Linked DNA regions of Homo sapiens: region 1 is linked to region 2. Evidence: chromatin loops called from intact Hi-C (ENCODE). Cell type or tissue: mammary epithelial cell. All regions are shown on one strand. Links, peaks and the distances in the headings refer to the core of each region. The heading gives the core; the rest is flanking DNA. Region 1 holds the start of LOC105375251 (a long non-coding RNA gene). Region 2 overlaps LINC01448 (long intergenic non-protein coding RNA 1448).

Evidence for each region. Hi-C counts contacts between places; a loop is a spot of excess contacts. Peaks named below come from ENCODE experiments on the same cell type or tissue, not always from the same donor. Only the 100,000 strongest peaks of a DNase experiment are listed, where the experiment ranks them.
Region 1: a loop joins it to region 2, with 2.1 times the contacts of the local background. A loop is called at or near these places in 2 of 110 quality-filtered maps.

The regions. Positions count from the first base shown.
Region 1 is chr7:42,595,842-42,598,775 of GRCh38, forward strand. LOC105375251 (a long non-coding RNA gene) reads right to left here and starts at 2,508. Exons shown (of 4, transcript XR_927206.3): 1 at 2,390-2,508; 2 at 1,607-1,710. In mammary epithelial cell, for the core only: no CTCF peak of the experiment used is centred there; DNase peaks (open chromatin) are centred at 1,100 and 1,650.
Region 2 is chr7:42,670,386-42,673,319 of GRCh38, forward strand. LINC01448 (long intergenic non-protein coding RNA 1448) reads right to left here. Exons shown (of 3, transcript NR_110833.1): 2 at 2,400-2,586. Among named protein-coding and RNA genes, the nearest start is that of LINC01448, 35 kb to the right of the region's middle. In mammary epithelial cell, for the core only: no CTCF peak of the experiment used is centred there; DNase peaks (open chromatin) are centred at 1,436 and 2,346; H3K27ac peaks cover 1,616 bases.

The DNA of each region.
Region 1 (2,934 bases), core at 322-2,821, 74 kb before region 2:
CATGTATGCAGTATATAAATGCTTCCTATCTGTAATATATACAGAGCTTTTACAAACCACTAAGAAAAAGACAGCAAATAATATGTCACATATACTTGTAATTATTTAATTAAACATCCACTTATGAAAATATATTGCTATGCACAACTAATAAATTAAGTTCAAATATACAGTTAATGAGATGTTATATTTTACATAGTTAGAAAGAAACTTAAAAGCATGATTATCACTGTTGTCAAGAATGAAATAAAAGAGACATTCTTGAAAATCTTTAGTTTATATACAAATTTCTATAGCCATTTCAGAGAGGAATTATCCTAAGGGAATAATTAGCGATGTTAGAAGTCTAACACATAAGGACATTCATGATTGTATTATTTATTTTTACCAAAAATAACTAAACAAAAGCAACCTTAATAACTCCAAATATGGTACACGCCCAACAAACTTTGGTACATCCGTTTGATTGAAAATTATGTAGCCACTAAACAATTATAGTTTCAAAGCATTTAATTATATGAGAAAATGCTCATGATATATCAAGTCAAAACAATGTACACAATTCCAATTATTTTCTATGTGGACACCCACATCGCCCCCACATGCGTATGCACTAAATCATATTTATAAAAACACTCACAGATGAACTGCTTATGTTAAAATATTTATGATGATTTTCTCTAGTTAATATTATTACAAAAATTTCTATTTTCTTCTGAAGGTTTTAAAATTTTTCCCAATTTTCTATAGTAAATCTATTTACTTTTATAAGAAGGAGCTAGGTTATTAAAATAAAACCATAAGTTTTAAATTGAAAGTATTGCATTGATTTTTCCAATTGAATAATAAATATTAAATCAACAAACATTCATTGAACAGCTACTATATCCCTAGCACAATTCTAGGCACAACAGGCACAAAGAAAATTTCTCTCCTTTAGAACCTTACATCCTGCTTAGCAAACACACAAAAACACCTCCCCAAGACTGATGCCAAAAAGAGTGTGTTTGGGGAGCTCAAAGTAACTAAATGGAGGATCATAAGCCTCATGTTCTTATGACTCAACTAACACAAAATGCATTCTCTATCTATGTAAATGTTGGTCAGCTGTAGACACCTCATAGGTAAGCCACAAATTTATGTCAGAATGGTCAGGTACCTGATGGCATAACAGAAGATATGCATAGCTTAAATCCAGGCTTATTATCTTTCCCAAAACTCAGATGCTGTAATTCTGGTTCTCCAAAACTTGGTATTTCAAGTGTCTGTATCTTTATAGAAGATTCATTACTTTTCTGCCCCACAGTTTATGCAAATTCATTAGTAGTGTTGGATCCACAAAGACATGCCTATTTATAGCCAATGGGGTAAGAGATTTATTCTATCGGTTCTGTCATTTAAACAAATTCAGTCATATCCACATTCTTTCACTCATCTGCGATTCTAAATTTCTGGAGGACGGAGACCCTACAAGCTACTCTGGAATCTCTATAGACACTAACTTAATCACATAAATTATTAATAAATACACAAATGCTTCGGGATGATTAACACTGGGTTATTCAGTAGGTAGGAAACTGTGCACATTATCTGATTAACGACTTACCTGGGGTGGTGTATAAATATCCTCTTACAAACATGTCTATACAAGTTTTGCTTGCTGTGATGAAAATCATGTTTCCAGACTATTTACACAAAATTAAGCTGACACTGCCAAAAAAAAGTGAGTTACTCTTAGTTGTGAGAATGTATATCCTTTTATAGCAGCTTATGCTACTGGGGTGGGGCAGGACAAATAATGATCATATTCAAGGAAGAAGAATATTTTCAGGGCTAGATTATTTCTACATAAAATTTTATATTGAATATGTGAAGAAATGGCTTAAAGTAAACCCCATATTTAATTTGTGCTATATTTTCCCTTCATGAGAAAAAAGATTTTGGCTATTCTAGCACATTCACCATTTTGCTTAATCAAGACACATGTCCAGTTATTAGGATAACTAAGAAATGTTCCAAAATCTGCATAGAGTTCAGAAGAAAATTATCATATTACTTCCTAAAACCAGCATTTTTAAACTTCCACAAGCATCATAATACTCTGTAGAGCTTTTACAAACAATTTCCTGGGCCCCATTCTCAGCAATTATAGTTTTAGTAGATTTGGCTTGAACCAAGAATTGCTATTAAAACAAAACAAAAACAAAGAAAACTTACAAGCATAATTCTGATAGGCCCTAAAGGCAGAGAACCACCATCTAAAGATATATTAATAACTCCTCAATAATTTTTATAATCACGTCAGGAAATTAATTGAGCATGGGCAACAGGGCAAGTCCCTGTCTGTACAAAAAAAAATTAAGAATTAGCTGAGTGCGGTGGTGCGCACCTATGGTCCCAGGTACTCCGGAGGCTGAAGTGAGGAGGATCACTTAGACCCAGGAGATTGATGATGCAGTGAGCCATGATTGCACAACTGAACTCCAGCCTGGGTGACAGAGTGAGACCCTGTTCCAAAAACAAAACAAAGCAACAGAAAACCCAGAAAATTAACTGTTCATATAACAGAGTTTTTCATAACCTAGATCTATCAACTCAATTCAATTCTGCCAGTATTTATGAAGTATCTATTATGTACAAGTCACTTTGCTTTAATTGGGGGAATACGAAGATGTGCTAAAAAATAAAACAAACAAGCCTATTACACAATTACATAAATAATTAAACTTCAAAGGAGAACCTATAGAATCTACAAGATATGGAAAAGATGCTATCCTCATAGCATCTTTTGAAGTTTGAAAGGGGGAGAGGTCTTATTAATCTTATAAAATTATGAAAATCATATTAAATAAAGAGTTTTTGAGATAGACATTGAGAGATTGATGGGATGCGACAAGCCGAACTGCAGAGCAGGACAGGGCAGGGCACTACTGA
Region 2 (2,934 bases), core at 200-2,699:
GAGATCCAGAACAACTTCAGATACAATAAATATTATATACAGAAGAAGCATGGCAGAGCAATGGGAAAAGGATTTAATTCCTAGTGCTTGACCGATGGATTAATCTCATAGAAAAATAAATAAGAGACTTATACCCCTATGCCAACTGAAAAATTAATTCCAGATGAATTAAAGACTTAAAAATAAAACTTGATAACTTTGGAAGAGAAGGTGGATCTTTATTATCTCCAGGAAAAAAAGGATTCAGTAAATAAGATACAAAAAGCAAAACTCAAAAGAAAATAAATTCTGCTATGTACATATTATAAATATCTGTTTATGAAAGAATCTATTATTATTACGAAAGAACTTGTTATCATTAAACCTAAAAAGGTCACAAATTGGGCAAAGATATTCTCTTTTTTTTTTGAGACGGAGTCTCCCTCTGTCGCCCAGGCTGGGGTGCAGTGGCGCCATCTCAGCTCACTGCAAGCTCCACCTCCCGGATTCATGCGATTCTCCTGCCTCAGCTTCCCAGTAGCTGGGACTACAGGCGCCCGCCACCACACCCAGCTAATTTTTTGTATTTTTAGTAGAGACGGGGTTTCATTGTGTTAACCAAGATGGTCTCGATCTCCTGACCTCGTGATCCACCCACCTCGGCCTCCCAAAGTGCTGGGATTACAGGCATGAGCCACCGTGCCCAGGCAAAAATATTTTCAATGCATGATCTCCGAAAGGGATTATTATCTAATATTTTGAAAGGACTTATATAAATCAATTTTAAAAAGTAACATGAAAATTGGCAAGAATATAAATAGGCAACACATTAAAAAAAATGAAAACAAATTAACAAATGACATGATGCTCAATTTTGTTAATAATGAACCAAAGGCAAATTAAAATCATGACATACACTCTTAAACCCAAAAGATTGGTAAATTTTAAGAAATGAAAAACATTTTGTGAGCATGTAGAACAATGGGGATTCATACTCTGTTGCTGACAATGTAAACTGGTTCAACCATTTTAGAAAACAATTTGGCATTTTCTCTTAAATTTGGAGATATGCATAAGGTATGGCTCAGGAATTTTACTCTTATTTTATGTCCCAGAGAAATGCTTGCAAGCATATCCAATATGACATGTACATAACACCAGTATTTGTTGTAATAATAACTGGAAACAGCTGCTGTCTATAGGTATAGCCATGCAATAGAATACTATACATAGCGAAATATAATTACACTGGCACACATCTACATGGGTGAGTTGGGAAAATGAAAAGTTGAGACATCAATACAGTTGCCAAAGAAGACAGGTAGAACTGTTCCTTTTCCATAAAAGTCAAAATTATATGAAGCATCACAATATCTGTGTTTGGGAAAGCATTCTTATGAGGCAAAACCATACCAAAAGCAAGTGATTCATAAATGTAAATTTCACAATAGTGGAAACTTAGCTGGGGAAGGATGGGAGTAGTAACAATGAGAGGCACAAGAAGGTGTTTGACACTATTAGTCATGCTCTATTGCTTAAGCTTTGTCGTTTACTTGATTAATTGGATTGTTAAAAAGTAAAAACCTCATCTCAATTAGGGAAAAGCATCTCACCACAACCTGCAGGGATTTGCTCAGCTCAGCCCTCTCCACCTCTGCAGTTTCACTTACCACCTCTCTAACATATATTTATCATTTTCCAAACACACTGGCCTTCTTTTAGTTCCTCAAAAACTCCAAATGTTTTCCCATCTCTGTGCTTTTTCTGCTATTCCTTCTGCCCAGAAAATTTAGTGAAGACTCAGGAAAACCTGTCCCTGGGAAGCATAAAAAGGCCCCTCAGAACAATGTGAAACTCAGGCAGTGAAGACCATGCTCTCAGTGTTTAACTATCATGCTCCATCCAAATCAAGGAGTGTGAAAACCAGGAGAAGTCATGAGTATCTGGTCCAGTGCAAATTGGAGCAAAGTAGCAGCACATGCCTCAAGTCATGTTTCCTAGAAGATTCCTGCAAGACTGATAACAGCAGAACTTAATACAGAAAAGCAAATTCCAATAAATAAATGAAATCCTACACTTCATTCCCCTGGATATTTGTTTCCTGCTTGGCTCCAAAGCTCAGGGTGCAGGTTTGGCCCCAGAGTCAGGTGGGTGGCTGACATTCAGCACTAGCATTAGCTGTGCTGCACAGCAGCCTGGGTCAGGACTGGGCAGACTCCTCCAGGAGAAGCACTGCAGGAATTAGGATGGAAAAGTTAAGCAAGCAAACAAACAAAAAAACAACTTTGGAGTCGTTTTACCTCTAGGTGTAACTAACTTTGTGACCATGAGCAAGTGAAAACAGGAAGTTTAGGAAGAAACTTGAGCGTGTACTAAATGCCACCTCATCCTAAATGCTTTACATGTTGCTAATTACTCACCACAATCAAAATTTAAAGTGGATTTCACTGCATTGTGTTTCAGATGGATGACTTCACCATAGACATTATGTCACTTTTCTGAGGTTAGGAAGTAGCCAATCTAGGATCCACCTGATTCCAAGTCTGATGCTCTGTTAGCACATCCAGCTGTTTTCTATCAGATCTCTGTGGGCTTCAGTCTCCTCATCTATCAAAACAAACAAACAAATATGGGATTGCAACAAATGATACCTTCTGCCTCTTTCATATTTTCAGTCCTAGCAATGGCAATGCTGGTATCAGCTCCGTATTCCTCAGCTCTTTGCCTATGGTAGGGAAGACTCATGAAGACATTCATCATGTCAAGACCTTGCAGATTTGCTTTTGGACTTCCAAACTATTGTCCTCAAAGGAATGTGAAGAATAATGACTTCTTCAAAAGCTGGAGTAAATTTATAACATCTTAGGGCCTTTCCTTCAATTTGAAGGCCCCATTCTTGGTGCTGACAAATGCTGAATGAAGGTTGGCTGCCCCATGCTGGAACAATCACTAAAA